5 separate regions of the Homo sapiens genome follow, and all the other regions are linked to region 2. Evidence: chromatin contacts called from ENCODE Hi-C or POLR2A ChIA-PET data. All regions are on one chromosome and are shown on one strand. Each heading gives the region's core, a stretch centred on a gene start or an enhancer-like site at or near the end of the contact. The rest is flanking DNA. Distances are from core to core; before and after follow the strand shown. Region 1 holds the start of ENC1 (ectodermal-neural cortex 1). Region 2 holds the start of BTF3 (basic transcription factor 3). Region 3 holds the start of GCNT4 (glucosaminyl (N-acetyl) transferase 4). Region 4 has its middle 43 kb from the start of LINC01331. Region 5 holds the start of HMGCR (3-hydroxy-3-methylglutaryl-CoA reductase).

What was found. Hi-C counts contacts between places; a loop is a spot of excess contacts on that map. ChIA-PET counts read pairs that join two places held with the same protein, here RNA polymerase II (POLR2A). Pooled maps may share reads with other maps.
Region 1: a map with no recorded cell type shows a loop between it and region 2 (11-fold over the local background). The contact joins the promoter of ENC1 here to the promoter of BTF3 in region 2. A Hi-C loop is called at or near these places in 4 of 37 single-sample maps with no recorded cell type and 11 of 50 pooled maps.
Region 3: a loop to region 2 is called in a pooled map, with 5 times the contacts of the local background. The contact joins the promoter of GCNT4 here to the promoter of BTF3 in region 2. A Hi-C loop is called at or near these places in 10 of 50 pooled maps.
Region 4: a loop to region 2 is called in a pooled map, with 12 times the contacts of the local background. The contact joins the enhancer-like site here to the promoter of BTF3 in region 2. A Hi-C loop is called at or near these places in 8 of 50 pooled maps.
Region 5: a loop to region 2 is called in a map of B cell, with 19 times the contacts of the local background. The contact joins the promoter of HMGCR here to the promoter of BTF3 in region 2. A Hi-C loop is called at or near these places in 2 of 168 maps with a recorded cell type or tissue (B cell and naive thymus-derived CD4-positive, alpha-beta T cell), 1 of 37 single-sample maps with no recorded cell type and 11 of 50 pooled maps. POLR2A ChIA-PET finds 5 or more read pairs at or near these places in 1 of 52 experiments (PC-3).

Annotation. Positions count from the first base shown.
Region 1 is chr5:74,637,915-74,642,048 of GRCh38, reverse strand. It overlaps ENC1 (ectodermal-neural cortex 1), which reads left to right and starts at 1,321. Exons shown (of 3, transcript NM_003633.4): 1 at 1,321-1,742. It also overlaps a transcript of HEXB not described here. RefSeq lists enhancers at 1-335, 336-1,051, 1,513-1,872 and a silencer at 1,213-1,472.
Region 2 is chr5:73,496,531-73,500,924 of GRCh38, reverse strand. It overlaps BTF3 (basic transcription factor 3), which reads right to left and starts at 2,483. Exons shown (of 6, transcript NM_001037637.2): 1 at 2,126-2,483; 2 at 1,723-1,791. The coding sequence starts at 2,257. It overlaps BTF3-DT (BTF3 divergent transcript), which reads left to right and starts at 2,605. Exons shown (of 1, transcript NR_186388.1): 1 at 2,605-3,372. RefSeq lists a silencer at 1,999-2,048 and enhancers at 1,685-2,495, 2,259-2,558, 2,589-2,648.
Region 3 is chr5:75,050,015-75,054,185 of GRCh38, reverse strand. GCNT4 (glucosaminyl (N-acetyl) transferase 4) reads left to right here and starts at 1,628. Exons shown (of 4, transcript NM_001366737.1): 1 at 1,628-1,757; 2 at 1,959-2,017. RefSeq lists silencers at 372-741, 862-911, 1,132-1,381.
Region 4 is chr5:74,577,451-74,581,781 of GRCh38, reverse strand. No RefSeq gene overlaps it. Among named protein-coding and RNA genes, the nearest start is that of LINC01331, 43 kb to the right of the region's middle. RefSeq lists an enhancer at 4,268-4,331. Within about 2 kb of position 2,506, at least 4 of the 41 ENCODE cell types and tissues checked have a DNase peak (open chromatin) inside an H3K27ac peak, as active enhancers do.
Region 5 is chr5:75,334,711-75,339,019 of GRCh38, reverse strand. It overlaps HMGCR (3-hydroxy-3-methylglutaryl-CoA reductase), which reads right to left and starts at 1,800. Exons shown (of 20, transcript NM_000859.3): 1 at 1,720-1,800. RefSeq lists enhancers at 770-1,328, 1,329-1,889 and a silencer at 1,569-1,688.

The DNA.
Region 1 (4,134 bases), core at 72-2,571, 1.1 Mb before region 2:
AAATCGCTCCTGCGCCTAGTGTTTTAAAGCAAGCTGGGAGGCGAAGCGCGGGCGCTTGGGGACGCGGGGACCCGGGGACGGAATAAACTCTGTCGTGGGGCCCTCACTCTCGAGCTGCAGAGCTGGGACATTGTTGCTAAGTGACTACGAGCCAGGCAATTCACATCTCCCTGGGCCTCGGTTCCCCACCTGTAAAACAAGGGGGCTGGACCGGTCATCTATCCCGTTCATTTATAGACTTAGCTCCAAATACCGAATAAAAGACAGATATTTTAACTCCCAGTGGAAAGACAAGCCTCTAGTTGCAAAGATAAATGGGATTCGTAAAAGTGATCACCACGCGAGATTATTTTTCGAATCGCCTTCCCTTCTCCTGACACGCGGGACTATTAAACGTGTGTGTGTGCTGGGCCATTTCTTTACTGAACTCCAAACTAACACCACCGAGCGATAAAAAACAGGAGAAGGTGATGGAGGCTTAATCGCTAGGAGAGGAGGCGGCGTGGCTGCTGCTTTGAGGAGTTCACTTTGAATCAAGCGGCCGCGGCGATTGGCTGAAAAGCACGTGGTGCGCGCCCCGCAGGACTGCGCCCCGGCTGCCCCTGCAGTCGCCTGGCTTAGGGCAGAGTCCAGCCGGGGGTGCCGCACCCACTGGGGAGTGGGGAGGGAGGACACATAGGAAATGCCTGGGGCTGGAGTCTCTTTGGCTCTCTGCCAGCAAGAAACTTAAACGTCCTGGCTTGCTCAACCCGAGTGTCCCTAAACTGTCCAGACTTTTGCCCGTCCATTGCCACTATCTCTCCCCACTCTGGGTGTCCTACCCAAGGCGCTGTCTATGCGTGCCCAGGGCCTGTCCTGCGGATACCCAGCTCGCCCCTTGCAGCCCTTTTTAGAGCATCTCGCGGGCTCTGGCATCACCAAGCGCACAGCCCCGGGCTGCGCTCCCCTAAGGTGGGTCCCTCAGATCCGGGGCTGTCCATTAACCAGGCTGGCCCAAAGAGGCGCAGACACTCGAACCCGGGAAAACTTATTTTATTCTCGGTTCCCGGGGTTGCAGCTGCCAGCGGCTGAGACAGTGCGTCCGCTTTGTCTCTCTGCACTCCCCGCAGCCCCCCTCTCCCGCTTCCTCTCCCGATTAACTCCCCCGACACGCTCTTCTCTAGCTCCTCTCCTCCTCCCACTCCTTCTCCTCCTCTTCCTCCTCCTACACCACAGGCCGCGCTAATGCGCTTCCTCCCTCCCCCGGTGTCGGTCTCTTTGCATACGCGCCCCCTCCCCTCCCCGCCGCGCCACTTATAGCGGGGCGCACGGCGGCGGGGCGCAGACTGCTCTGGCAGCCGGAGAGGAGGCGGTGCGGCGGTGGCGCTGCGGAGACCCGGTCCAGACGCCTGGCGGCCGCCGGCACACAAGGCGCTTTCTAGCTCCCTCCCCCGAGCGCACAGCCCGCCTCCTTCCGCGGCGCCTGCAGTGGCAGGCTTGCTCTGCCCTACCGTGACGCGCTCCGGAGACGCTCTGCGGGTCCTGGACACCGGGTCCGCGGCGTGGGGACGACAGACGGAGGCGAACGCCATCGGTAGCCGGTCCGCGAGCCATCGTTCGGGGCGCAGTCCTCTCCCCGGCTGGCCCTCCTTTCTCCGGGGCATTCGCCACCGCTTCCCTGGGCTGAGACGACCGGTTCGTCGCCTCCTTGCCCGTGACCGTCGCTAGAACTCAGTTGTGCGTTGCGGCCAGTCGCCACTGCTGTAAGTTTCCCCCACTGCCCCGGACCTGTTGCAGGCGCTGCGGGCTTCAGGGGCTGCTTCGGCTGCAGGGGTGTGTTCGCGAGGGGTGAGCGTGCTCCGAGCACTCGGGAGCTTCGACTAGAGGGCAAGGGGAGCTCTTCTCGGTGCGGAGATCACGGTGCCCGCCGCTGCCCTCCCACAGCAGGCAGAAGCCGGGCATCGCCGGAGAGGTCGACCGGCCTCCCCTCCGCGGTGCAATGTCTGGGGCGAGCCGCTGGGGAAGCGAGGAGCCGAGCTAAGGATACAGTCAGCCTCTCTCCTCTGCGGAAAGCAGCGCTTTCCTGGGGGTGAATGTCGCGCTGCGTCGCTCCCCGCAGCCTCCAGGGCCGAGCGCGCGGGATGGTTGGCCCACGTTGCATCCTCCCCGGCTTGGAGGAAAGTTGGGGCCATGCACAGACACCCTGAGTGCGGGCATGTTCACTGCGGCGGAAATGTCTATAGAGAATGAATGAAAACTGCTTTCTGAAAAACTAGTTTCTTGATCTGTCGTGTTAACATTATTAGTTACAAAGGATAGGAATTGGTGGGCCTGGAGATGAAACACTGAATTTATCCACATGCGGTTTGGTGTCACACAGGCATGGCCAGCTTGTTAAATAGCGTTGCAAGTGTTAATAAAAAGACTCTGGCAAGAAGCTACTTTTGTTAACAAGATCTTTATAATGTTCTATTGTTACCGGTAATGTAAATGCCCAGAAAAAAATCTGCTTAGTTTCTCTTTTGATTGGATTGAGATCAGGTTCAAAACCTGGAGAAGGGTGCGGGACGCTAAGCATTGGAGGCAGAGAGCCTGAGTTAGGAGCATGAAGTGAACTGAAGTTACTGTAACTGAAGCCCTTTTGATGTTCACAGTAATAGCAGCCCTTTCTCTGTCTTCTTTGCAGACGTAGGTTAAGTACATGTGTGCATTTTCTTGGCCACTTACTTGGTATGCAAATGTGATTTCTCTGGGGGCTTAAAAATGCTCGAAAGATGATTCATTTTATGTTGAAGGTGTGTTCAGTGACTTGTATACATGGTTTCTGCTGATATTTTGAGGTTTGCACAGTTTTAAACCAGAAAGCAAGTATTTCCTCTTGGGTTTCCAAGTTTACTTTTTATTTTAATCAAACATTGTTGCAAGAATGTTGATTGTGATTTTGACTGTGACGTGCTTTTCCATCTGGGTGGTATCCAAGATGACAGGCTAGGCTCTTCCTTCTGGCTTGTTGGGCCAACCTGGAACATACAGGAGCATAAACACAGGATGCGGAGAGATGTAGATCCTATATCCTAAGGTCTTCTAAGCAAATTGTTTTCTTAGGTGTAAGTCTGGTTGTGAATGTTGTTTTGCACCATCCTGAATTTAATGTTCAAGGAAATGTGTTCTGGGCCTAGCATGATTCCAGCTCAATGTGTAAGCATTTTGGTGCCTGTGCACCTAGTTTCAGGGAGCCTCATTCTTCCTTCACTCAGGGCAGCATTTGCTCTGAGAGAGGCGGCAGATTCACAAGAGTAAGTAGACAGTCTATTGAGGTTTAGGTTTAAAGTCTTCCTCCAGATACTCCAGATTGAATGTACTAATTAAAATAGCAACTACAGTGGTGGAGCATTGAGAATGCTAATGAATGTTTTAACCCTTTGGAAACCTGATGCATTCCCATAGGTTCATATGGTCATTCTCCAAAACACTGGGCATTGGTTAGAATGGAGTAGACAGTAGATGCTTAGCTTGAGGTGGGAGTGAAGCTGGCTCCTCACCATTTTTTATATCTCAAGTCACTGTGGAAATTACTGGGTGCTTTGTAAAGTCTTCCTAACACTGGAGCTCTAGGACTTTGTTGCTTCCTTTCTTCCACTCAGCCATGTTTACTCATCATAAAAAATTATATTCCAAAAAGGAAAGAAAACTAGTTGCATCACCTAATGGTATGAGGTATATGTGTCATGCCCCTGCCTTTGTGGTTTTCTGTGCAGTCTTATAGTGGGGCTCACATCTGGTTGGGGAGGTGCAGGTTAGTATTTTAGCCCATGAATCTGTGGCAAATCATTCATTTGCATTTATTAATAATTCTTAGAATATGCATTTAAAAATGTCTGAATGGTTAAAGGAAACAGAGTTTCAGCTGCGCTTTTGGGACTGGCTGTTATGTGTCTGGAACAGATACTGCAACCAGCCACACAGTTTACCCTCTGGGGATAAACAGCGGGATAAACAGCTTCCTTAGGAATCCTTGGACAGGCAGGTTCTTGAGGACTTCATTCCTTTGAAGTAACAGAGGGATGGTGTAAAAGAAAAGGATGAAGGCATGTGATTCAGTTTTTGAAGATGGGTGACAAGCATTTCCTATGTCTCTACCCTACTGTTTTCTTA
Region 2 (4,394 bases), core at 1,234-3,733:
GGTTACTAACCTCTCCAAACTATTAAGTACAAAAATCACTTTGAAATGGTCATGTATGTATCTGGTTTCCAAAGAAATCTTCTCTAAGAAACTCAAAGGAATTTCTAAGATTGTAAAGACAAACCCAGCATACTTTCTAGAGGTTTCATACACTTCACATATGTAGAGTTCAATTTTCACTTAAATAATTATTATTAATGCTGTGATTAGATATGAAAATAAAGGGCTTTTGTAACATTTACCTAAGAGCACCTAACACCTGCAGTTTTCTCTAAAGCAAAATTAACTCACCTAATTTCACATCCCATAATAAGTACGTTTCTTAAACAGTGTAGAAATGTTTCCATATTGTGACTACAGAAATACTTCTTGTATTATTAGCTAAACGAGTATTAAGATGTTAGGACACAAAATTTAATCTTGTTATCAGCTTTAAATATCCTAGCAAATCTCAAGATTTCCTTTACCCTAAAATGATGTCTCCCAAAGTTAAAGCCTAATGATGAGAGTAACAACAAAAAGACTGCACATAAGCACATTATTCAAATTACTCCTTCTGAAACTGTACTGAAAGTAAGAGTGGTTAAAAACACCAATATAAGAGCATCCAAACACTGAGACACAAAAAATTTGAGTTTTGCTGGCACTTGAAGGCCACAGTCTGATAACAATTGATTAAAGAGGACAAGAAACATCTAATGTTGTTAAATGTGTGGGTGTGGATCCTGAAGATGGCTAACGTTAACAAAAATAAAAAGTAAAAAAAAATCAGGATAAATTCACCGCTGGCAAAGTTCAGTAATTTAACAAAGCTGTATATTATTATTTAAGTCTAAGTGCAACTTCTGGCTATCTCACAGCTAACTCTAAGTTAAACGCTTAAAGTTGGGAAAAACTAAAAGGTAATAAACATGTACCATGGAAGCTTTACAAGTTTTACCAAGTAAAGACATGCTCTGTTTCAACAAGCTACCACACCTTGTTAAATACTAAGAATGTGCTAACAATACAAACTAGGTAGACCTCTGTCTACAGTGGACTTCTTATTAATTACAGGACAATCTAAAAATCAGCTTCAAAAAAGAATCCCCTTGATGTGAATCAGTATCCACCAGGAAAAAAACAATTAATCAAAAACTGATCATTTAAAAATCAGTCACTTTAATTCCCTCATTTTTACAGTAATACAAAGTCAGAACAGGAAAGATACCTACTTGGGTTATATTTTCAAATCTAATAGTCACTGCTCTTAAACTCCAAAATGTACCCGTATCTTCAAATACCCTTGAAATATGCAACTACCCTAAAGAATATTTAGTTCAGAAAGCAGTACAGAAAGGTCTCAATTTACAAGAGAGACAAACAAGCACTGACTTTAGAAAACTCAGGCCAAAACAAGTCAAGGGTATGATGTGCACAACGATCTAACTGAAATGACACATTTTCCTTACTAATTAAATTAGGAAACACTTTTGTGTTCTACTTACACTCTGTAACACTGAAAACACAAACATGTTTACACAAAGGCGATGTTTTTAGCTCGTCTCACTGATGTGTCTCCAACCCTCGTCTCCCCCGCTCCTCGAGATTTGCTAGCTCCGTGAATTTCCCTCGATAGGCAAAGTTTGTCACCGATAATATAAGAAGCGCAAAAGGAATATGTTTTTTAAAATACCTAAACCTTAAAAAAAAAACCCACAAACCCGAACTATTAAAACTTACTTTCCCACCAATGCGCACTTGTGCCTGCAGTTTGGCGAGTTTTTCCTGGTTCATGATTGTTTCTTTCATCTAGAAAAAGAGGAAATCCTCAGCAAGGATAGGTTTAGCTCACTCTAGCATTCCATGCTCGTTATTTCCCAAGATACCAGCAGGAAAATAAACGTCCTACACAGGCCGAAACCTGGATCCCAAATCCACCCCGCAAAGCTCCAAATTTGGGTTTCCAGGGAGCCCAAAGAGCACCCGCCTCCCCACCACTCCCCCACAGCTCCCCGCTCTTGGCAGGCCCGGATGAAAGGCTCTACCCCACGCCTGGCCAGCACCCCCCACCCCTGGCCCTGGCCTGGCCTCGGCCTAGCCAGGGCCTGCCCGGCCCGGCCACTCTCCGCAAGCCTCGCGGTACCTGAGGCTCCTGTCCTCGGGTTCCGCCGCGAGGTGGAGGTTGAGACAGCGTCGCCTCGCCCCCAGGGCAGCCGCCCCTGGCTCGACCTCGCCCCCGAGAGTCAGCCTGAGCGGGTGCGCCTGTCCGTCGCATCGCCTTCCTCTCCTCCTCTGCCCTGTCCCTCCCTGTCTCGCTCCTTCAGGGAACTTCCCGCCCCCGCTCCCGTCCTCCTACCACGCCGCCGTCCAGAGCCTTTTTGTACCTTGTCGGAGCGAATAAGGGGCCGCGCGGGGGACTAGGGTTGGTGCTCAAGGGGTCTCGGGTGGACCACCTGAGATTAGGCGCACACACGCGGGGACGCAAGATGGCAGCTAAAGGGAGGCCGGAAGTGACACAAGGCCACTTCCTTCAAGAGTCAGGAAACTGACTTCGCCGCGAACTCGGTTCCTCCCTGCGCACGCGCGACAGCGTTTGTGATGGTCCAGCGAGTCCCTATTCTCCTCCTCCTGCTCCAGCGGCTGCCGGCTGTAGGCCCTACGAGAGACTGCTGGCTTGGGGCGCAGCCCGTACCTCTGGGAGAGGCCACAAAGGGGTCGGAGAGCGCGGTCCTGTGCACAGTTAGGGTTAAGTCCGCTCAGTCTCCATTGGGCCCTGATCCTGAAGTTCTGTGCCCTCCGAAGAAAGGGCCTATTCACGTTTCCTGGAGACGCCGGAGGTGCCCAGCTTGTGCTCACCACTCAAGCAGCTCTCCCCTTGCTGGAGGTGTGGGTTGGAGAATTGCAGAATTTCCCTCTCGGCCCGAATGAGCCATTACCAAAGCATTTTGTCAAAAATAGTGAAGTTAGTTTGGCCTTCCAAGGTTAGGTGGTGTGGTAGATTGCGGGACCGAGGTTCAGAATTTCTGGGGGCTGTATCCCCGAGCCCCACTCCTCAGAATGCAACTCTGTACGACGAAGGAACTGGGTAATCCGCATTTCAGCCAATTTAGCAGATGACTAACCACCTTAAAACGGTCCACACAATTATCTTGTTTATCAGGCAAAAAAATTGACTCCTAGGTACCGAATTGGCATGGATTTGACAATTAGCGATTCACGGTTAAGCAGACTTTATCTATCTTAATCCAATCAAAGGAGAATTTCTGCCTGCTGTGTTTGGAGAGACAACGCGTGGATGTGAGTTAAACTTTGTTAAACCCAGGACAAGCTTTAAGATAAAACGACTGATATTTAAAATGGCAATTTAAATAAAAATGTTCTCTGATCAGCCTTTTTGTGGTCTTAACCATGAAATGTCTTTGCATATTCAAAAGTGAGTCCGAAATCTTAGAATGCAATGTGTGTAGCAAGAAAACTTGTTCAAGTGCAGACCCCTCTCCAGTTAAGATCAATGTTTAAACTTTTTGAATACTTTTTACATATAAGTTTGTTGCAACTGATGTCTCAAGAACATAACTGGTGAGGACAGCTGTATTGCCTTTTAGAATAATTGTTACAGTTATATTTACAAAAAACAATGTTGCTTCAGTTAAATATGAGTGAAGTTTTAGTACAGGTAAGGGTGTTTGTAGTTAGGCTTATGTGGGTTACCTTCCTAATGACAAAGGCCAAAATGGCAGTACCAACATTATGCTGTGCTCTGGAGATATTACAAAATATATAGAAAGACTCCCCCTTTTGGAAGAAATGTGTATCTTTGTCCAGGAACAGTTTTTTTCCTCTCCTCCATGTTATATTGGAGGCATTTGAAACTTCCTAGTCACGTGATGTTTTCTGAGCTTTTATAGAGACAAGATTGTATGTATGTAACCTGCCACCTTTTTTTTCTTTTTCTTTGCCTTCCCTCTCCTCTGCCCTTTTAATACACCTGTTTTCAGGAAATATTGTGAGCTACTTTTATTTATTTATTTATTTCTACTTTTTGAAACCAGGGATGCTGCTAATTTTATTTTTATAATTTTTTTAAAAAATATAAAACTTTAAAAAAATTAAAAGAGATGGGGTCTCACTTTGTTGCTTAGGCTGGGCTCAAACTCCTGCGCTCAAAGGATCCTTCAGTCTCAGCCACTTGAGAAGCTGAAACTACAGGTGTGCACCACTTTCCCTGGCTTATGACTTTTTAATTTTCCCCTCGTTCCTACTTTTTTCTCCTGTTCTTTCATGAATTTAAAAGTTTGCTGCGTGTTGAAAATATAAAAGATTACTTAATAGTAAAAAAGAAAATTTTGATTTTCTTTTTACGTTCTGTTTTGGTTTGGTTTTTGTGCTTTTCTATTTAGAGATGGAGGTCT
Region 3 (4,171 bases), core at 379-2,878, 1.6 Mb before region 2:
AGGATAAAAAGCAAGCCGATTTGGCATGTAGGCACTGTTTGAAAAACAACTTTGCACTCTAGTTATTCGGCAAAAAGCTCCACCTTCCCACGCTGCTGATAATATTTCTCGCGGCTGCGTGGGACACTCCTCGTCTCACCCATGAGAGCGAGCTGCCTTCTGTCTGGTTGGGCGATTCCTGCAGGGCCTGAGCCTCCGCAGAGCCCGGCGTTCAAGGAGAAAAAAGGAGCCGCGGATGTGAGTTTGCTTCGTCACTGCCTTGTGAGCGACTTTGGGCAAGTTACTTAGCTCTCCTGACCTCAGATTTCTTGTCTAATGTGGGAGGGAACCGAACGTGGATGACGCTCCGGGCAGCGGCGGAGAGCCGAGATCACCGCGCGCGCCTGAGAACTTTGTCCGAAGCGCGGCCCGGGGACTGGGAGCGCAGGGCAGGGAGCTCCCTCTGCGGGAGCGCGGAGGCGCTCCTACTTTCTCCGCACGTCACGGGGGCCGCTCAGCGCTCTCCCACCCCGGGCCGGGCGAGAGCGGCTCCCCAGCAGGGCGACGGAGGAGCGCGGCGAGAGCGAGCCGCCGCGGAGAGCCTGGGAACCCAGAGCGCAACCCTCGGCCCCCGCCGGGGCGGCCTCCGCAGCCGCACGGACCCCGCGTTCGGGGCTGGCCCGCTCCCTCTCGTAAGTCGACTTGGCCACGCGGGGGAGCGAGGGTCGCCCGGGGCTGGAGATGTTAACCCGGTCTCAGCCTCGTCTCCGCCGGGACGCCCCGACCCTCTGCTCCTCACGACTTTCGTTTTCCCGCCGGGGAAAACTTCGGCGCCGCGTCCATCTCCAGGCGGCAGGCGGGGGCGCCCTCTCGGAGCCGCGCGGGGAACCGGGCTGAACCCCGGCCTCTCTCCGCGCCTGCAGGAGCCCCGGGGCCACCAGAGCGCGCGGCGGACGGACACAGCGTCACGGGCCGGGTGGGCGACCCGGCGCGCGCCTAGCAGACGCCGCAACTTCGGGGCTCCCCGCGGCAGCCGCCGCCTGCGGCCAGACGCGGGGAAGTTCCCCGAGGCCAGCGGGGGGAAAGGGCAGCGGGCGGCGGGCGCGGAGCGTGTCCTGGATAACGGGCGCGGGCCGCGGAGCCGGCTTCCTGGGCTCGCGGGCGGAGTGGAGCCGCCAGGCTGGAGTCGCGAGCGCGCCGGCGCCGGGCTTTCCCGGGACTCTCCCCAAGTGCCAAGAAGCGGCTCGTGGGCGCGCCCTTGCCGGGAGCAGGGGCATCCCGCCGTCCTGGCCCTTCAGAGCCCAGCGCCGCCCAGCCTGGCCCGCGCCGCTGCGAGGCGCAGGGGGCCCGGGGGAGCTACTGAGCCCGGCTTCGTGACGCTTGCCTTTCGGAGCCGCTTGCCGCTTCTCCGCAGCCCTGGACCAGAGGGGACAAGCGATGCTGCCCGAGCCCCCGCCCCTGGGCTTCGGGACAGGGACGCGGGGCGCCTGAAAGGACTGCTACCGCGGCTTCTGCGCCAGGGCAACCGGGGCTGGAGGGGGCCTCCGAGTTGTTCTTTGGGGGCGGAAGCTGCGGGCCGCGCCTCCCAGGCCGCGCCCTTCCCAGAGACCAGTTTCTGGGCTTTTTAAGGTCAAGTTTTTTGTGCCGCAGAGCGGGCCGGGATCGTCTGCCTGCGAGGTGGCGGTGCCTACCACAGCGGGTCGGGAGCTTCTGGGATCCGAGCCGAGAAACGGGACGCTCGAGTCCATTTGCAGTCTTCACGTAGGAAACGGTGCTAGGTAAACGGGGCGAGTGGGTGTTTTGTAAATTTAAAGACTCAGCTTTCCCTGACGGGGAAGTTTTCCGAGTCACGTAGTCTGGGAAACAGTGTATTGTCCCCTCGTTGGGCAGGCAGAGAGGCGATATTGGCCTTGGGGCACTTTTTAAATTCATTTTTTTCTTTTTCTTTTTTTTTTTTTTTTTGTCTTTAAAAATGGAAGAACAACAAACCAGAAGATTAACAGAGTTGGGGCTAATATAATGCGTTTAATTGTCTCATGTGAGTAGACAGAAGTCGCCCTTTTTGATCTTGCATTCATAAAACATGTCCCTATTAAAGCATCAATAAGCCTAAAACATTCTAGAAACTAACAGTTCATTCTGACAGCTTTTGTTGATAGTCTCTTAAGGAAGTAAAATCTTTAAAAGTGAAAAAGTGAATCATTATAGAGAGCATATCCTATGTTGCACTTTCTAAGGATCCAATTTTGTGTGAGAAATGACCAGTTAAGATGTGTTGTTGATTTATCTCTTTCTGGTATCAGGAGAGAAACAATAGCCAAGGAACTGTGTGGCCGCTGAATTTTCTATGGGGAGACTGAAAGGAGTTTCCTGCTGCGGGGTGGTGGTGGGATGAGAAGGTTTATACTCTTTTCTTTGGGGGAAAAAGTTTATACTGATTTGCTAAATGTCACATCTCCTGCACAGAGGTAGGTGGGGTGAATGGCATAGTCGGGCAGTCAGAGTTAGCACTTTATGGCACCTGGCCAAGTGCCTTCAAGATAAGCAGGCCATAAATACAGGTGCTTCCCAAACTGACTTTGAATGACCTATGGTTGTTTTCTAGGAAGGGAGAGGGAGAGAGAGCAGGTAGAGGGCCCTGTACCTGACGGTGCTGTTTCTGCCTCATCCTTGACCCACGGGTGCTGGGAGCATGACCTGGTGACCTGGGGCTTATCACAGCACCACATAGGAGAGGTAAAACGGAGTCAGCTTCAGGGGATTTCCTTCTTAGGCTACAAGGCGGGAAGAAAGCAGTGAGACAGTAAAAATGAGCAAAGCAAGGCTGAAAAGTGAGTTCTTCAGGCCACCTGTGTTGAGCACTGGCTGTGAACCAGGCTGTGAACTGTCCCAATGTGAACAGCGCATTGGCTGCTGTGAGGCGCAGATGTGCTGCAGCTCACTGCATCTGTGCTGAGGCAGGAGGCCTTGCTGGGGAGACTGAAGGTGGGCTCAAGGATGAGTGGGAGCTGTGTAAACTAAGCAGCCATGGGGGAGGGGAGAGGTGAGAAAGGGGAGTATTCCCATCCCCGGGAATGGTGTGTGCTGAGACCAGAGGAGAGGAGAGCCTGAGAGGTGGAAGAAAAGACAGGTTCAGTATGACCTGAGGGGAGGATGGAGAATGGCACCGGGGAGGCCAGCAGATACCACTGCCAGGTGATGCCAAGGGGCATTGTGGCGAGTGGATCCTCAGGACAGTTTCACACCTGATAGTACGCAGATGAGATATGGATTAAAAGCAAAACAAAACTCCAGCTGCCCCGTGGAGAATGGACTTGAGGAGCCCCTAAGTAGACAGGGCTGGGTCAGAGGGTGCAGGAGGCCTGGCAGTTGAGACTGAGGTAGTGCCAGTAGGGATGACACGTTGGGCGGATTCAAGGCCGGCTCTGGAGAGACCTGGGGCTGAGTTTTGTGTAGGGTGTGAGAGCAGATGAGTTTTGTGTAGGGTGTGAGAGTGCAGCGTGACTCCCTCTAAGCTTGGGTGCTGGTATTTACGGAAACAGGGAACATTGGAGGAGGAAAGACAAGTTTGGTTTTATTGGGTCTGGGCAGCTTTCGAGGCTCCTAAGTGGAATGGCTTCCCTAGTGGCCACATAGTGCACTCGCTGGCTGACTCTCCACAGATGGTGGTCCTCTGTACGAGGGGTGTGGTCTGAATCCTGGGGTGGATGGGGTGGGGCGAGGCGGTGGTGTCTGAGGACTGGAAGCTGCTCCCAGAGTGAGAGGTGGGACGGAGGGCTAGGTACTTTAAGATGAGGGAGCCTTAGACATATGTGAATGCGATGGAGCGAGTTGGAAGGAGAAGCTGAACACACAGGATGTCTGGATCCCCTCCCCCTTGGATTGCGATGGTATTTTGATATCAAGCTCATGTAATGTAAACTGTCAACATCTTACAGAAACAGTGTTTTAAAGCACGTGTGACTGCGAGTGATTTACTTCACAGATCATACAAATGTAATGTTTAGGAGAAACATGGATGATAATCACGCAACAGAGATGCAGCATGGCTAAGAGCAAGGCCTCGCAGTGAGACTGCTGAGCTCCTGGGTCTGACTCTTGTCACTGCCTAGCTTAGGACCAGGCCCAAGCTTCCTGACATTCCTGTCTCAGTTTCCTGGTCTCTGAAACGGCACCACACCTAAGGGGTACG
Region 4 (4,331 bases), core at 1,257-3,756, 1.1 Mb before region 2:
CTTCTTTGAGGCTGATTTTCTTGGCCAGACTTCCACAGCCACTAGGTTCACTCTTCTAGGGAGTCTGCAGAACTTGTTCCCAGATGTCTCTTTCCTAAGGAGGGGAAGGGAATTTGGACTGGGTGACCTCTAAAGTCCCTCTGACCTTGACACTCTTTGATGTTAGAAAAGCAGCCCAGAGGCTGGGCGCGGTGGCTCACGTCTGTAATTCCAGCACATTGGGAGGCTTGGGCAGGTGGATCACGAGGTCAGGAGTTCGAGACCAGCCTGGCCAACATGGTGAAACCCCATCTCTACTAATAATACAAACATTAGCCGGGTGTGGTGGTGCATGCCTGTAATTCCAGCTACTTGGGAGGCTGAGGCAGGAGAATCGCTTGAACCTGGGAGGCAGAGGTTGCAGTGAGCCGAGATTGTGCCATTGAACTCCAACCTGGGCAACAAGAGCGAAACTCCATCTCAAAATGAAAAAAAAAAAAAAAAAGAAAAGCAGCCCAGAGCCAGAGGTCAGAGTTCGGCGGCAGCATTGATGCTGGCCTGTTTGGCTTGTCAGTGTTAATCAGTAAACGGGTTGCTAAGACAATATTTGAGAAACAGATTCTAGTGGATTAAGGTGGAGGTGGGGTAGAAGACAGTGTTCTTTGAAGACAACAGTAGTCAGAGGGAAACATAAAATAAGTCCAGTTTAGGCTCCACCCTCTCCGGGAAGCCTTTCTGCTCTCTTGGACCTAGGTGTCTATATTCTAGGTATATATATTCCAGATATAATATATTCTGGATTTAGACCATGATGGACCTCTGACCATAGGGCTTTGCTCTTTGTTTTTTTAAAATGAAGTGTGTTTTGCAATCACCAAAGAGATTTTGATCTACTCAAGATAGTGACTTTGTCTTATGCATTTTTTTGGAAATGCCCCTTTTCCCATAGCACCTAGTTCCAGCTAGAGGCAGAGTATGTGTTTCATGAGAATTCGACTGATAGCCTGACAGTTTCCAAGGTTTGCAGCTTAAGCCTTCTGTGGTGGGCAGCAGAGGCTCGAGGCTTCCTCTCCTCACTGCAAGTCCCTGAGAAGGATCTCGAGATGGTGCTTTTCCTGAAACCCCCCTGCACCCAATCCACTGCTACTTGAGCTGAGTTCTTTCATAGTTGGTTCCCAGGAACAATCAACCAAGTATGAAAGATGGGGTGACAGACTTTTCTTGGAATGCAGGTGGGGGCTGGCTTCCCATTCTCCCTGGGGAAGTAAACACTTTCCGTATATCCTTCACCCTGACTTCCATCTGTGGTTCAGGTCCCACAGATCTCTTAAAGTCCAAGAGGGCTGTGGAGGTGATGGGTGCAAAGCTTTTCAAAATTTCATGCAAATTTTGTGATGTATACTTTTTCTAGAGAATAGGTCTATTCCTTTAAATACCTTTATGTTCCCCCAAATGTGAAGAACTACTACGTTATCCACATTTCTGCTACACAGGCTTCTGGGGAATTATTTGTGTGGGAACAAACACAGATCCTACATGAGAAATAGGGGATGAGCAGGCCATGTGGCTTGGGGCCTCAAGCTTGAGGGTGGGGCTCCAGTGTTGCTGTTTTTAGTGGCAAACTTGTTCATGACTAGTAGTCAAGGTTCAACAGTAATATTGCTTTTAAATAAAATTCCTCAACTCGCCTCCCACATTAGCCAAATCTGAGGGTAGGAAGACCACCTCAAGATCGAGGGTCCTCAAAACTGGAAAGCCGGGGCTTCACAGAGGCTCTTTGGAGAGCTTGGGCATGGCCTGGTTCCAGCAGAGAATCTGGAGCAAGTATCTAGGAGTGGTTTTCTTTTTTCAGTAAGCATGGAAAGGAAAAAGTTGGGAGAGACTTTGCCTGAAATGAAAGCCCCTCGTACAATATTGCGCCCCCCAAAATCAAACAGTGACTTTCTGCTCCTGTGGCCAGAAGAATCTTCAAGTTTCAGAGAAAGCATCATGGCATATATATATAAATTTGAGACGGAGTATTGCTCTGTTGCCCTGGCTGGAGGGCAGTGGAGCGATCTCAACTCACTGCAACCTCCGCCTCCCAGGTTCAAGTGATTCTCCTGCCTCAGACTCCTGAGTAGCTGGGATGACAGGTGCCTGCCACCATGCCCGGCTAATTTTTGTATTTTTAGTACAGATGGGGTTTTACCATGTTGGTTAGGCTGGCCTCAAACTCCTGACCTCAAGTGATCTGCCCGCCTTGGCCTCCCAAAGTGCTGGGATTATAGGCGTGGGCCACTGTGCCCAGCCCGGATCCATATTTTTGTACAACGAGAGATTCACTTTTAGCTCTCACTTTAAGCAGGAAGTGGTTCTTTCTGACTAAAAAGGGGTTTAGCTGCCACACCTTCCATTTGCTGGACAATACAGTAAGACAGAGAGAGAGTGGTTACTGGGAGTACAAGCGATAACACTGTGCTGTCATTCCTGGGGTTAGCAAGCCACAAAGACTAAGGACTACTTGTGGTTGGAAACAAGGGCCCGGAAGCCGGCGGTGCACACTGAGAGGCATCGTCTGAACAACTGGGGAAACACAAATGAGGCTCCACATCTTGATCAATCCTGTTTATCACAAGGGAAGAAATTATGACTGGTTTTGTGCTAAAGAGAAATTAAAACTGAGATCAAAAGCAGTTATACACACTTTATGTTTATTTAAAATGCACACATACATGGTACCCATGCAAAGTAAACTGTGCATAATTCTCATGGAGAGCGTTTTTTTTTTGTTGTTCTAACAGTATCTTTTGTTGTCCTCACAGGGTTGTGAGTTAAGGAACTCTTAGGTAATGTCGTATTGAGGTACCTGATTTGGTAGACACGCCAAGATGTTGAAAGTCAGTATCAGGGCTCAGAGCATGAAAATCCGGGGATCCCCTTTGTAGAACTCTGCCTTAAGAAGGCTATTTCTATCTGGGTTTACTTCTGTTACACATAGTTTTAGGATTGTGGCTACCATGTTGAGTGTTTCTGTGACCACCAAAGTTCTATTTCTCTCTGTTACTAACTCTTTGAGTTTTAGTGCCTTTGTTTAGAGAGATTAGGGGAAAAACAGATTTTTTTTTTTGTATAATTGTTGAGTAGTGTAATTTTCAAATAATAATAATAATAAGCATTTCCTATAACTTAGGCACTATTTTAGTTGCTTCACATGTATTAAATCAGTGACATTTCACAATCACATCATGAAATAGGTGCCGTGTTTATCCCCATTTTACAGATGAAGAAGCTGAGGTGCTGAGAGATTGGAAACTAGCCTGAGGGGAATAGCTAGTAAGCAGCAAGGCCAGGACGCAAACACTGGCAATCTGGTCCCTTACTGATGCCATGCTTCTCTTCAGAGCGCCCAGCCTTTCAGCAAGATTCTCCAAAAAGGTTGTAATGATAAGGCTGGTCTTAGCAGTCTCTGGGCACGGGGCTTGCTCCTGTCACTGCTGGGCAAGGGTGGGTTGCTTGCTGTCTGTGGGCTCTCTCTTGCCTCTGATGAAGAAGGGGAGGAGGTTGGTGACACAGTGTCTTAAGTCGAGCATATGCATGCCTCTGTTTAACTCCTAAGGCATCTGTGTTGGGCACATAATGACAGAGAATTAATATTCAATGATCTCTTGACTGATTTTCCGCTTGTATAATATATGTTCCCAGGCAAGAAAATTTTCGTGGTATCAAAGCAAAGTGGAAATCAGAAAATGTGAAGGTAGTCTAAATGTCTTGCAAGCAGAAGTTTGGTAGGACCAGACATACGATTTAGTTAATGGTCTATTACTTTCCACTGAAAAGCTTGTTTTATATTAAAAATGGATCATTTCATTTGAAGTACAGTTGGTCCTCTGTATTCATGGGTTCTGCAGCCAACGATTCAACCAACATGGATGGAAAATATTTGAAAAAAAAAAAATTGCCTCTGTACTGAATAGGTACAGATGTTTTTTTTTTCCTTGTCATCATTCCCTAACCAACGTAGTATAACAATGATTAACATAGTATTTACATTTTATTGGGTATCATAAGTAATTTAGAGATGATTTAAAGTATACTGGGAGGATGTGCAAGGGTTCTATGCAAATACTATAGCATTTTATGCCAAAGACTTGAACATTTGTGAGTTTTGGTATCTGTGGGGAGTCCTGGAACCAATCTTCCTCAGATACCAAGGGATGACTGTAGATTATCTGAAATAATCTATTGAGAGACCGCTCTTACGCACCTGCACTGCAACTTATCCCCCTTCAGCCACACAAACCAATGGGCACAAAACATTAAGGCACACAAACACCAAAACAAAGAGATGGCTAGAGTGGTTGACAGGGTAA
Region 5 (4,309 bases), core at 551-3,050, 1.8 Mb before region 2:
CTTTGAAGCCAAGAACTGCGTCTTATATGGCAGTCATTTTCAATCCCAACAAGATCTAGCATTCTGCTGCTCAAGCTGGTATTCCAGAAAGAAGGAAAAAAAAAAAAAAAAAAACGAATCTTGCACTGGCAATCAGGAAATCTGGATTCTATACCCAATTAGCTCACATTCTATTACATGTTGTTTTTTAAGTCATATCTATTCTCTTCATTCACTTATGAAGCTAGAGCTCCAAAGTTCTCTGACAAAGATAAGTGTTAAATGGAATCATATGAAACTGCTATTTTTGTAGGTTAGTTGAATTTTAAATACTGGCAATTTCACATGGGTCAACCTAAGTAGACCATGTAATTCCATAATGTGGCTATCTATAGTCTAGAAACTAGACCATAAAGGAATACAAAGAGTGTGTGCATGCACGCATACTCACACTCTTATCTTGAAATGGTTATCCCACATACCCGACAATTTTCATGTTAATGCTGTAACCTATGTGCAATTTTGTTTAACCTTCATGTTACTAATTCCCATTTGTTTTGGCCACCAAGTTTATCATAAGTTCTGGAAGAACACTACAACAAAGCAGGCCTGCAAAATCCAGCCTATCCCCAAAGTACTGTCCAGGTCTTTGCTAGATTATCTCTAAATTGCAAAATGCCTTTCACTGCATGGAGAGGAAAATAAATTCATAAGTAAACAAAAAGTACATTCTCTACCTTGTGGGACGCCGAAATCATGCACATTTAGTATAGCCCAGAAACAAATGCTTCCTACGACTCTGCAGGACCATGTCTAAGAAGGAATATCCTCAAATCCTGAAATATTTCAAACGACTACTTAAGAATGGAGTACATCGACCTCCTCCTACTGCAGAAATTAACTGTTCTATATTTGTATCTCCAAGGTACATTTTTCCTAAAAGAATATCAGCACCAAGGAGACTACACCCCTTACCAAAAAAAAAAAAAAAAAAAGAGGGAGAAGAATCTTTTGAGTCATTGTGCGAATCCCCACGTTGGGCTCCGCATCCTCTCAAGCCGTTCTCCTGTAAATAACCAGACACATCTACACCAATCCACGGTTCTTTCATGGTTCTAAGTTAGTCAGCAGTATTTACAGAGATCTTTCCCGTCACCTAAAAGAAAGGTGCTAACGAACAGCAGTTCCTGGGCGTGAATGCCCGGATCCCGGGATGCAGGCGCTTCTCCCGTCTGCCCTGCGAGCTGCCGGCCCGACAGCCCCATAGACCCCTAGCATTTCTCGAATCCAGGGGCCTCCGAGGTCACCCTGCCTGACACCCTTTCCGCCCCGATTTTCGTGACCGTGCAGCCAGCACTGCCTACTCTGACTGAACAGGGACGATGAACGCAGCTACGCCCCGCGGGTCCACCGATGATGACCGCAGTCACGAAGAGGCCAGACCGCCGCCCGCCTCTCAAGCCCACCCCGGGACCCCGGGTTACTCCGGCACTGATGCCGGCCGCCGCTCGGCCTGCCGGGCCTCAAGGACATTCCTTGCAGTCCCCGCGGGTCCGAGCTGCCACACCGACAAAGCGCAACCGCAGCCCCCTCCAGGTCCGCAGGAGCTGCCGGTAGCCACTTCCCAGGGCCGAGGGAAGCTCCAGAATTGCCACCAACACAGCCCAAACCCCGCTCCCACCCATCTCCGCCCCGCTCCCCGCCGCCCCTGCCCCTCTTCTCGGTCACCGCCCGCCTCACCTCCAGATCTCACTAGAGGCCACCGAACCCCGGCGCCGACGCTCAGCCTGGCTCCAGTTAACGCAGTCGCGGAGCGGAAGGAGCCCTCACCTTACGCACGCTCGGAGCTGGACGAGCCTTCGACCAATAAGAGAGGATCGTTCGATTGTCTAGCCAATCGCCTGGGGGCTGCTCGGCCTGACGGCGCTACGTCACGAACGGTCGCCTTAACAACCGCCCACAGCTCTCTGCAGGGCCAAGAACAGGCACCGCACCATCTCTCACCACGGCTCGGCCAACCAATAGCCGTTCGAGTCCCAGCACTAGGGCCTGCCTATTGGTCCTAGAGCTGTGGGGGCGCACGCATGGCAGCTGCCTAGGCGGAGGCGATAGGGGACCAGGCGGGTGGAGTGTCCCACAGCCTCAGTGCCTGACCCGTGCTCGTCCTGGCTGTGATAGTACAGTAGGAGGCAGTGATAGGAAGCAGAATCGGAGCGTGAGGGAAAACGCAGGGTCAGGTCGATGACTGAAAGCTCAGTTACTAGCGCGGGAGAGATGGAGGGAAGCGGAGGCGGCCATGAGAAAAAGAGGAATATAAAAAAAGGGAAGGTGGCGGCGACGGGCACCTCAAACCTGTAACTGGCCGGTAGCCGAAACCAGCGCTTTCCCGAGATTTACCCATTAGTGTAAATGGCTCCGGTCACCTGCGTCTCTCTCTCTTGTGTGCGACATCCATTGCATACTGGATTCTCTCTGAAATGTGCCTCTCCTGCGTCTTCTGTGCGTTCCTTCTGCTCTCCGCCTGGTGCAGGGCTTTATTATGTCTTACTTAAAACAGTGCAATAGCCTCTCCTAACTGGTCTTCCCAGTCTTACACGCATGCACTTCCCAATCTGTCCTGCAGAACTCCCACATGCAGTATGTGGCATACTACTTCCTATTATGCCATAGACCCAAATCAGCGTTTCTCATTGTCTACTGGATTAAAGAAAGAACCTGTCACCACTAATATGGCCCCACCACACATTTCTGACGTATCTCTACTTTCCTGTGCGAACCTTACAGTTCAGCCAGGAGTAACTGGCCCTTCTTCAGTCACACTCAGTACCTTTTTACCTCCCTGCTTATGTTCTCTTTGTTTACCTTGGATATGCCTACCCATTTTAACTGCTGAGATCCTAAATATCCCTTAAGGACTTTTTCATATGCCACCTCCTTTCCTAATTCCCTCAAACACATCATCACTCCCGACCTTGAAAACCCATAAAATTTCCGTAGTATTTTTTTATTTGTCTTACTATCGTATGTGGAAATTTATTAAGGACAGGAATTGTATTTCACTCAATTTTTAAAGCCCATATTTTGAAACACATTACGAAGAAAACACTAAACACTCCTTAGTTTTAATAAATGATTATAGATTCTTATAATCCTTATATAATAGGTATTATTCCCATTTTACAAAAAAGTAAAAATTAAAGTTTGTCAAGCAACTTGCTGTAGATCACATAGATAATGAGCAAAACTGGAATTTGAACCCAGATCTAATGCTTAGGCTGGTTCTACTGTTCCCCACTGCTTCAGTGTAAGACCTTCATTCATATCTCTTTACCAAATGTTGCCTTTGAAATGCTCATTATGTGAAGTACACACTGTGGTTGGCATGGGAGATATAGTGACAAACATGACAGACATAGTGCCTGCCTTTATGAACCTTGCACAGTAAAGAAAACGGGTGAACTACCCAAAGATTGCAGTGTTCTCTTAGCAGCCTTGTCAAAAAAAAAAAAAAAAAAGAGAGAAAAGTGTGTAAGTACCGAGAGCCTAGAACCTGTCATATTTTTAATGCCGCTAGAAGTCTCAAGGACCAAATATCTCAGAAGTTACAGGTTGTACACATGCCTACTAATGTAATTCAAATAAGGACTAAAGTTGTTACCAAAACAGGCTTTAGCCCAAGATTTAGAAATTTTCATTCGCAAACTGCCTAATTGGGAACTCCAATAGGAATATGAGTTCCAAAGCAAGCAATAAAGAAACACCAGTTGTCTAGTTTTATGCTCTTAAAATAAATTCTATATCCTTCCCAAAAGGTATTTCAAAAGAATCTTTATAGCACTTAACTAATAATTTGTACTTAGTGATAAATCACAAAATTTGGTATGGACACAAGGTAGAAAGGGAGGGTGGGGGAAGCGCCAAGGAAGTCCATGTGCCGCTTCCTCATATGCATTTAACCCTTCAAGGAAAGAGTTTATAAAAGTATAATTTTTTTATTTTTAGAGACAGAGCCCAGGCGGGCGTGCAGTAATGGGTCCGGAATTGGAGGGTTCTTGGTCTCACTGACTTCAAGAATGAAGCCGTGGACTCTCGCGGTGAGTGTTAACAGCTCTTAAGGTGGCGCGTCTGGAGTCTGTCCCTTGTGATGTTCAGATGTGTTCGGAGTTTCTTTCTTCTGGTGGGTTCGTGGTCTCGCTGGCTCAGGAGTGAAGCTGCAGACCTTCGCGGTGAGTGTTATAGCTCTTAAGGCAGCGCGTCCGGAGTTTTTCGTTCCTCCCAGTGGGCTCTTAGTCTTGCTGGGCTCAGGAGTGAAGCTGCAGACCTTCGTGGT